Regions from separate parts of the Homo sapiens genome. Here region 2 is linked to region 1. Evidence: read pairs that join two places in POLR2A ChIA-PET (ENCODE). Cell type or tissue: GM12878. All regions are shown on one strand. Region 1 overlaps CSNK1G1 (casein kinase 1 gamma 1). Region 2 overlaps ZNF609 (zinc finger protein 609).

What was found. ChIA-PET counts read pairs that join two places held together with the same protein. Peaks named below come from ENCODE experiments on the same cell type or tissue, not always from the same donor. Only the 100,000 strongest peaks of a DNase experiment are listed, where the experiment ranks them.
Region 2: POLR2A ChIA-PET joins it to region 1 with 6 read pairs; 4 of 35 experiments call an interaction of 5 or more read pairs at or near these places.

What each region holds. Positions count from the first base shown.
Region 1 is chr15:64,194,483-64,199,482 of GRCh38, reverse strand. All of the region lies in intron 10 of CSNK1G1 (casein kinase 1 gamma 1), which reads left to right. Among named protein-coding and RNA genes, the nearest start is that of PPIB, 34 kb to the right of the region's middle. In GM12878, no CTCF peak of the experiment used is centred here; no DNase peak of the experiment used is centred here.
Region 2 is chr15:64,644,234-64,649,233 of GRCh38, reverse strand. The region is part of intron 3 of ZNF609 (zinc finger protein 609); the gene reads right to left. Among named protein-coding and RNA genes, the nearest start is that of OAZ2, 57 kb to the left of the region's middle. In GM12878, no CTCF peak of the experiment used is centred here; no DNase peak of the experiment used is centred here; H3K27ac peaks cover 1,035 bases.

The DNA of each region.
Region 1 (5,000 bases):
GAGGAAAAGAGATGATTGAAAACTTCGGTTGTCAGGGTAAAAACTGAGTAGTGAATTTCAATGTACTTTTAAATGAAAAGTCTCTGACCACAGTATATAATTATTTAGGAAAATCTCATCTGTATTTAACTACTATGCTTATTTTTGAAAAGTTGAATCTTGAATATCTCTCTTTGATATATATTTTTTTCTCTTTTTCTTTTCTTTTTCTTTTTTTTTTTTTTTTTTTTTTGAGAAAAGATTTCACTCTGTTGCCCAGGCTGGAGCACAGTGGCACAATCACAGCTCACTGCAGCCTCAACTTCCTGGGCTAAAGTGATCCTTCCACCTTAGCCTCCTGAGTAGCTGGGACTACAGGCACACGCCACCACGCCCAGCTAATTTTTTTTTTTTTTTCGTATTTTCTGTAGAGACAGTTTCACTGTGTTTCTCAGGCTGTTCTCAAATTCCTGGGTTCAAGCAATCTGCCCACCTCTGCCTCCCAAAATGCTGGGAGCCACTATGCCTGGCCCTATTTTTTTAATTTTAGAGTTTTTAGTATCCTGTGGCTGCTAAGAGATTGGAATTCCTTCACGTTGATGTAAATGTTATAACGCCTTCCCACCAGGATTCTGAATCCTTGCTGGGTAAAATTCTTTCTGCACTATGCACTCTGGGTAATGGATTTCTAGTGTCTGTTCAACCTTTGGTCTATGTTAATATTACATTTCTTCTATCTTTAGGATTGTTTTCTTATGCCCTTTTTTTTTTTTTAAGAAAATTTGCAGCCAAATCTCTCTCTTATTACTCTAAGAATTGAAAACAAGATGATTTTCTAGACTAATTCCTTTCAAGTTTTGAAATTAGCAAAAGAAAAATACAGTTTCTCCTTGAGCGAGATTGACAGGTATTGACTTTAGGAACAGCTAACCTTTCATCAGCAACTTTGACTCAGTAAATCTGAGCTGAGGACCTGCTATGTGAAACTGTATCCTGTGGGCCAGGGAAGGTGGCTCACACGTGTAATCCCAGCACTTTGGAAGGCTGAGGCGGGTGGATAACTTGAGGCCAGGAGTTCGAGACCAGCCTGGCCAACATGGTGAAACCCCATCTCTACTAAAAATACAAAAATTAGCTGGGTGTGGTGGTGGGCGCCTGTAATCTCAGTTACTTGGGAGGCTGAGGCAGGAGAATTGCTTGAACCTGGGAGGCGGAGGTTGTGCAGTGAGCCAGTGCACATGAGACTGTGCCACTGCACTCCAGCCGGGGCAGCAGAGACTTTGTTTCAAAAAAAAAAAAAAAAAAAAAAAAGTATATCCTGTGGATACCAAGTAGGGAGTCCTTGTCCTCAAAGAGCTGACAAGTAGATAAGCCAAATGGACAGATAACTATAACACAAGGCAGAACAGATAAGCATCCCAAGTTGCAAATTATTATCATCTGGGTTTGGAAGAAGAAATTTCATCTAGTCTGAGCAAGACAAATAATTTGATGAGAGAAGCTGCATTTGACATGCTTTTAGCAGAATTAAATGAGATGGAAGAGGCATTCCAAGCAGAAGAATATATGATCAACAACAAATGTTTTATCTAGTTCAGTTTTCTAAAATATATGATGCGAGTAAAGGAGTCCTAGGAGACAAGGCTAGGAAAGTAGGTTGAAACCATTTGGTGAAGCTCCTGGAATGCTGGGCTGGCGAGTTGGTGCTTATTTTAAGTAGGAATAGGGACTAAAGATTTTTAAGCAAAGGAGTGATATGATTAAAACTCTGCTTTTGAAATCTTTTGGCACAGAATGTGGTACTAGTCTGGCAGCAAACATGGAAATCATTAAGCAGGCAGTGAATTCCCTTGAGATGTAGAGGGAGTCTAGATGGGTTATAGTAGGGCAAATGAAACAGAATTGAACAATGCTACAGTGATATAATCTACCAGAATTGGCAGCCCACATGAATGTCAGGATTAAGGGAGAAGGAAGAGTCAAAGCTGTTGCAGAGATCTTGAGCCTGGATAATTAGGAGGCATGTGGTACTATTACTAGAGATGGCAAAGTTGGGGGAGGAACTTGTTTGGAATTTGAATTTAGGCATCTTGAGTTTGAAATACTAGCAATGTATTCCACCTGAAGAGGTCTAGCAGGCAGAGGATGGTTCTCCAGAGACAACTAGAGAGATATTTGGGAGTCAAGGCATAGAGATGACATTGATGATAATGCCTAAAGAGTCTCCTTATTCTGGGAAATCTGAGCCTAGGGCTCAACAAACTGTTTAGTCTCATACTTACAGTAGAAGGAGAAAGAAGAGCTCAGACCTTGGTTTTATCTTATCCCAAAACTTTGGCCATAGGACATTTAACCTATTTAGGGTGTCAGCATTCTCAAATTGGAGCCTTGTAAGAGCAGAGGTTTTTGTTGTTTTGTTCACTGCTTTAATTAACCCTAACACCCAAACCAATGTTTAGAATAGTGGGCACTTGATGCATACTTGTTTGAATGAATGAGTGAATGAATGAATCTGCCAAATGAAGGGTGCAGATGTAAATAGATATTTTTTTATAGCATAGATTTTTATTTAACCTTTATTGAAAAATAAATTTTAAGCTTTTCTTCCTACTCGTTTTTGTTTCCACAAAGAGCCATTTTGCCTCTGTTTGGCAGCTAGAGTAGGGCTGGATTGTCTGCTCAAGGGGAGGGGTGTTTAAAAAAAAAAAACACACACAGAGCAGTCTTTTGCAGCAAAGAAAGTTCAGGTGATTGCTGGGCATGGTGGCTCCCGCCTGTAATCTCAACACTTTGGGAGGCCGAGGCGGGCGGATCACCTGAGGTCGAGAGTTCGAGACCAGCCTGACCAACATGGAGAAACCCCATCTCTACTAAAAAATACAAAATTAGCCCGGCATGGTGGTGCCCGCCTGTAATCCCAGCTACTTGGGAGGCTAAGGCAGAAGAATCACTTGAACCCGGGAGGCAGAGTTTGTGGTGAGCCGAGATCGTGCCATTGCACTCCAGCCTGGGGGACAAAAGTGAAACCCGTCTCAAAAAAAAAAAAAAGTTCAGGTGATCTTATTAGTTCTTTTCCATCACAACAAGAATCCTATTTTCCTTGTATTCTGGGAAAATTTTGCTTTGCTTGTTTAGATTTTAGGTATATTGAATTGAGTACTGTTTGGTTTATCTATATACAATAATAAATCCCAAATATGGTTCCTAAAGGACTGCATTTAAACTCACATATATTGGATCTGCCTTTTAAAACTATCTTTATTCCAAGCACTTCTTTTTTTTTAATAGAGATGGGATCTCACTCCACCTCTCAGGATAGAGTGTAGTGGCGTGATCACAGCTCACAGCAACCTTGACCTCCTGGGCTCAAGCAATCCTCCCACCCCAGCCTCCCAAACAGCTGGGACTATGGGCGTGAGCCACCACACCTGACTAATGTTTATTTATTTTTTGTAGAGACAGGGCCTCCTGGTCTCAAACTCCTGGGCTCAAGTGATCCTTCTGCCTCAGCCTCCCAAGTAACGGGGATTACAAGTGTGAGCTACCATGCCTGGCCAAGCACAATTTTTTTGAACATAAATTTTACCTAACTAGAGAACTATAATTAAACTATGAATTTGGATAGAATAAACGTTCCTAAAAGCTAGATCCATTCAGAAAGATCCCAGTTGAGTTAGTCTTTCCATCATTTTATACTTCGTGTTTGTCCTTTCCCAGTACCAAAAGTTGTAAATCTTGCCATGGGTCTGATTCCTCTCTAAAGAACTGCGTATTACAATCCGGCAGAAAGGGGATGAAAACCTTAATAGTTCTGCCTGCTTGCTTCTACCTGGCAAAACGTCCTTTGCATTATCTGATCAAATTCAATCAGGAAGTAAGTCCTGCCGGTATCCACAGATCTGATATTAGAGTACAACATATTGTACTGTCATAGGTTTTATTCAGTGTGCTTGTTCAACACAGTAAATGTAGACTGTTGCATTGACTACTATGTGCATGCAGCAGCACTCTTCCTGCCCTTTCAGTACTTTAAATCCAAGCTTGTGACAATCCTTACGTAAATGCTACATAAACATTACACCGCAATGGTTCAGGAGTTATGATAGCGTCTCCTTTTTCTCTGGCTGACCTCTTTTATTATGGTGGGTTTTGTTGTGGGTATGTGAAAAAGAAGGGCTACTTAGTAACTAGCAGGTTAGAGGAACAGATCCCATTTTGACAGTGGAGAGAGTCATATTGACTATTAAAAGCTTTTAAATGGTAACAGACATGGTATCCTACCCCAAAATGTCACTTACTCTTTTTTGTGTTTTTGTATGTGTAGCATAGGTGTTTTGTTTTGTTTTGTTTTCATTCGCCATGTGAAAAGAGATGCGTAGCATATGTTTAAGGGAAAGAATTTATTCTTTGTAATTTTGTACTAGGTGGACTGTTCCCTTGCAAATTCTCCAATTTGACTAGGAAAATATGAATCAAAGATCAGTAAAGGTAATCTCTCATCCTTCCAAAAGAACCATATTTAAACTAACTCAATACCTTATAATACACGGAAAAATAAACGCAGAATTTAAGAGTCAAATCATGTGAGGTCTGAAGAAGATATGCCTCCAGTAAAAGAGTGTTTTGGATTTGTTTGTATCTAGACTGTAAGGGAATACATTTAAAGGACATAAAGCCTTAGAAAAATATATTGTGGCTGGCTGGGGTCGGTGGCTCACACCTGCACTTTGGGAAGCTAAGGCGGTGGATCACCTGAGGCCAGGAGTTCAAAACCGGCCTGACCAACATGGTGAAACCCTGTCTCTACTAAAAATACAAAATTAGCTGGGCATGGTGGCTCATGCCTGTAATCCCAGCTACTTGGGAGGCTGAGGTAGGAGAATCGCTTGACCCAGGAGTCAGAGTTTGCAGTGAGCCGAGATCGCACCACTGCACTCCAGCCTGGGCAATAAGAGCAAAACTCTGTCTCAAAAAAAAAAAAAAAAAGAAAAGAAAAGAAAAGAAGAGAAAAAGAAAAATAT
Region 2 (5,000 bases), 450 kb before region 1:
ATTTTTTAAAAAACCACCAATATGACTAAATTGAGTCCTATCTTTCTGAAGCTTCATTTAATTTATAACAATTCTATTTTTTTTTTCTCAAAATTCATCTGGAGATAACAGTCACTATAGATATTTGACTTCATTGGGCTTACATTTAAAAATAATTGTCAGAATTTGCCCAACCAAAGCTGGAGTCATTTCAAATTCTTTCTCTTATGTATGTCTTGCTCCCAGACAAAATTTGCTGTATACTTTGCAGTAAGTATCCATCTTCCTTTTCCACCTATGAAATGAACAATTAGAAGCATCCTAGACCTTAACTGTTACTACACACTGAATCTGGCCACTAAAGTAAGATTCAGACTCCAATATAATCCCACTAAAATTGTGGAAGAAGTTTCCCAAGTCCTAATGATACAGAAAGGATGCTTAGTCCCAGATACAACGGGTTACATATTTGGTTGCTTTCCCTAATTTTTTTTTTTTTTTTTTTTTTTGGTATGTGGTGGTGGTCAGACAGTATTTCCAATAATGCATACAACTTATTGTGCTTTAACATCTTCTATATATTATCTCATATTTAATTCTCTCACCAACCTCCAATGTATAATCATTCCCATTTTACAGACGAGGAACTGGAAACTCAGAGCAATCTGTTCCAATGTTATATAGCTAAATAAGATGCAAAAGCTAGGATCTGAATCCCAATCAATATGACTCTCAACTAAAGCCTGTATGGTTTGTTTTGTTTGAGGTTAAGTCTCACTCTGTCGCCCAGGCTGGAGTGCGGTGGCATGATCATAACTCACTGCAACCTCAAACTTCTGGCCTCAAGAAGTCCTCCCACCTCAGCCTCCCAAATAGCTGGGACTACAGGTGTATGACACCATGCCTGGCTAATTTTTATTTTTAAGTTTTCAGTAGAGACAAGGTTTTGCTATGTTGCCCAGTCTGGTCTCAAACTTATGGGCTCAAGCGATCCTCCTGTCTGGCCTCCCAAAGTATTGAGATTACAGGTGTAAACCATACTGCATGGCCTTATACGTATTTTTAACTACGCTGCCTCACAAGATAAGATTACACTTTCTTGGTTCTCAGGAGCTCGTATTTTCGGTGTAAAACACTAAATGGTTTACGCACTGCACTTGAGAATAAAACTGTGGACTAAAGCAAAAGACATCAACACCTGTAGGTTTATTTTGGGCTGAGAAGCAGGTTATTGATTTTACGTTTGACCTATTTCTACCAGAAAAGAAACAGATGCAGCAATAAAGCTACATACTGGTGGCAAAGTGAAAGACACACAGAACAGGTGGAAGAAGCAAAAAGAAAATGTCCAAGTAGGCAAAATGCAGCAAGAGGATAAAAAGAGAAAAGGGAGTTTGGACAAAAACCGAAAAGTCCAAAGCTGCAAGGTTATTATTATGAAACACATAATGTGTCTCCTTGGTATGTGAGGTACTTTATTGATGATGTAAAAAATGAAGCTCAGCTCTTGAAGAGCTAGAAAATTTAAGAAGTATCTTTTTTTAAACCATATAAAAGATATAATGACTAAGTCCATTATGATACATCCTTAACATGGAATACTCTGTAGTTATTTAAAATGTTATAGAAGGTCATTTAATGTTATGGAAATATGTTACAGGAATATATTTCTCTAAACAAAGAAGATTACGAAATATATAGAGAAGGGTCTCAATTTGTTAAAAATATAAAATAAAAGAAGCAACAAAAATATATAATATAAAAATTCAAACATTGGTTATCTCTGGGTAATTTATTCTTTTCCTCTTGGTGAATTTTGACTTTGTCTCCTAAATGTTCAACAATAAAAATTGTTACTTTTTCCTTTTGAACCATCACAATATCTAAAACTTTTTCATCACCTGAAATAGAAACTTTGTAGCCATTAAGCAATAATTCTCCATTCCCTATGCTCCCCACGGCCCTTAATATTCTTTCTGTCTATATAAATGTATCCATTCTAGATACCTAAGTGGAAAAAATACAATATTTGTCCTTTCGTGACTGGCTTATTTCACTTAACATGTATTTTCAAGGTTCATCCACATTGTAGAATCAGAACTTCATTTTTTTTTTTTTGGAGACAGGGTCTCACTCTGTCCCCCAGGCTGGATGGCAGTGGTGTGATCACAGCTCAAGCAATCCACCTGCCTCAGCCTCCTGAGTAGCTGGGAGTACTAAGTAAGCCTAACTGACAACATCCTATACAGTGATAATGAGTTTATCACTGCACGTGTTACCATACCAGGTTGATTTTTTTTTTTTTTTTTTTTTTTGAGACAGAGTCTCCCTCTGTCATCCAGGCTGAAGTGCCATGGCATGATCTCGGCTCACTGCAACCTCTGCCTCCCAGGTTCAAGCGATTCTCCTGCCTCAGCCTCCCGAGTAGCTGGTACTACAGGCATGCGCCACCATGCCCAGCTAATTTTTTGTATTTTTAGTAGAGATGGGGTTTCACCATGTTGGCCAGGCTGGTCTCGAACTCCTGACCTCAAGTGATCCGCCCGTCTTGGCCTCCCAAAGTGCTAGGATTACAGGCGTGAGCCACCGTGCCCAGTTTTTTTTTTTTTTTTTTTTTTTTGAGATGGAGTCTTGTTTCCATTGTGCAGGCTGGAGTGCAGTGGCACGATCTTGGCTCACTGCAACCTCTACCTCCCAGGTTCAAGCGATTCTCCTTCCTCAGCCTCCCGTGTAGCTAGGGTTACAGGTGTGTGCCACCAAACTTGGCTAATTTTTTTTGTATTTTTAGTAGAGATGGGGTTTTGCCATGTTGGCTAGGCTGGTCTCGAACTCCTGACCTCTGCTGATCCACCCACCTCGGCCTCCCAAAGTGCTAGGATTACAGACATAAGCCACCATGCCTGGCCGCCATTTTGTATTTTTTTCTAGAGATGCAGTCTTGCTATGTTGCCCAGGCTGGTCTTGAATTCCTGGGCTCAAGTGATCCTCCCATCTCAGCCTCCCAAAGTGCTGGGATTAGAGGCATGAGTCACTGTACCAGCTTTCATTTCTTTTTGTTTGCTGAATAATATTCCATTGTATGGCTATACCACATTGTTTATCCATTCATCTGTTGATGGACACTTGGGTTATTTCTACCTTCTGAATATTGTGAATAATACTGTCATATATTCACATACAAGTTTTTGTGTGAACATCTGTTTTCCATTCTTTTAAGTATATACCTAGGAGTAGAATTGCTGGATCATATGTTAATTCTGTTTAGCTTTTTGAGGATCCACCAAACTGTTTTCCACAATGGCTTGTACTCATTTTATGTTCCAACCAACAGTTCTCAAGGGTTCCAATTTCTCCACATCCTCTTGAACACTTTTTATTTTCCACATTTTTGATAACAACCATCCTAGTAGGTATGAAGTGGTAATTCATCATGGTTTTTATGTTCATTTCTCTTATAATTAATGATTCTGAGCATCTTTTCATGTGATTATTGGTCATTTAGATATCTTCTTTGGCAAAATGTCTATTCAAGTCTTACGCGCATTTTTGAATTAGGTTGTTTGGGTTTTTCATTGTTGATCTGTAGGAGTTCTTTATTCTAGATATTAATCACTTATCAGATACACGATTTGCAAATATTTTCTCTCATTCTATCTTTATTCTCTTGGTAGTATCCTTTGATAAACAAAAGTTATTAGTTTTGATGAAATCCAATTTATCTAATTTTTCTTTTGCTGGCTTGTGCTTTTGGTGTCATAGCTAAAAAATCAGGCATTACTTTTGAAATAATAAAATAATTTCAAAAATTAAAAAAAAAAATCAGAGGAAAAAACAGTTGCTAGTTGTGGGGCAGAAAATGTAGGACGCCGAGTGCAATGGCTCATGCCTGTAATCCCAGCATTTTGGGAGGCTGTGGTAGGCAGATCACTTGAGCCCAGGAGTTCAACACCAGCCTAAGTAACATGGTGAGACCCCATCTCTACAAAAAATAGAAAAATTAGCCGAGCATGGTGGCACACGCCTGTAGTCTCAGCTACCTAGAGGGTTGAGGTAGGAGGATATCTTGAGCTCAGGAGATGGAGGTGGCTGTGAGCCAAGACTGCACCACTGTACTCCAGCCTGAGGAAGGAAGGAAGGAAGGAAGGAAGGGAGGGAGGGAGGGAGGGAGGGAAAGAAAGGAAGGAAGGAAGGAAGGAAGAAAGGAAGAAAGAAAGGAAGGAAGAAAGGAAGGAAGGAAGGAAGGAAGAAAGAAAGAAAGAAAGAAAGAAAGAAAAAGAAAGAAAGAAGAAAAGAAAAGAAAGAGAGAGAAAATTTAGGAGAAGATATAGCTCATTATCTCTGAAATTATGCTTTGAATTCAAAGCACAGTAAGGGTAGCTAACAAAGTCTGTTTTAAGCATTCATACTCCTCTTCTTATTATAATGTGACTTAGTAGATGATTGCCTGGTCCAAAGACATGTATAATAAAAACAAAGCTACCCATTGGATCAAGAGCTCATCCATCAATTTTGCCCACCATCTATGGATGGCATTGCAGGTCACTTGGATAGTATCCACTTTGGACTTACATGCAAGACTTAGCAACAGTCCTTGGGCACCAAACCATTTTATAAGTTTTCTGCAATTTACAGTTGAACCCTCAGACTCACATATCAAGGCAGAAGCTCTGGTAAAGGTATACTTAGGTATGTAACACTGGATCCATCATCTGTTATATTTTAAAGACCTCTGATTCTTTTTATTATTTTTCTTTTTGTTTTTTATTGACACAGGGTCTCACTCTTGTCGCCTAGACTGGAGTGCAGTGATGTGATCATAGCTCACTGTAACCTCACACTCCTTGGCTCAAGTGATCCTCCCTCCTCAGCTTCCTGAGTAGCAAGGACTAGAGGCACACACCATCATGCCCAGCTAATTTTTAAATTTTTTTTTGTAGAGATGAGGTCTTGCTATATGTTGACCAGGCTGGTCTTGAATTTGGCTTAAAGCAGTCTTCCCAAAGTACTGGGATTATAGGTGT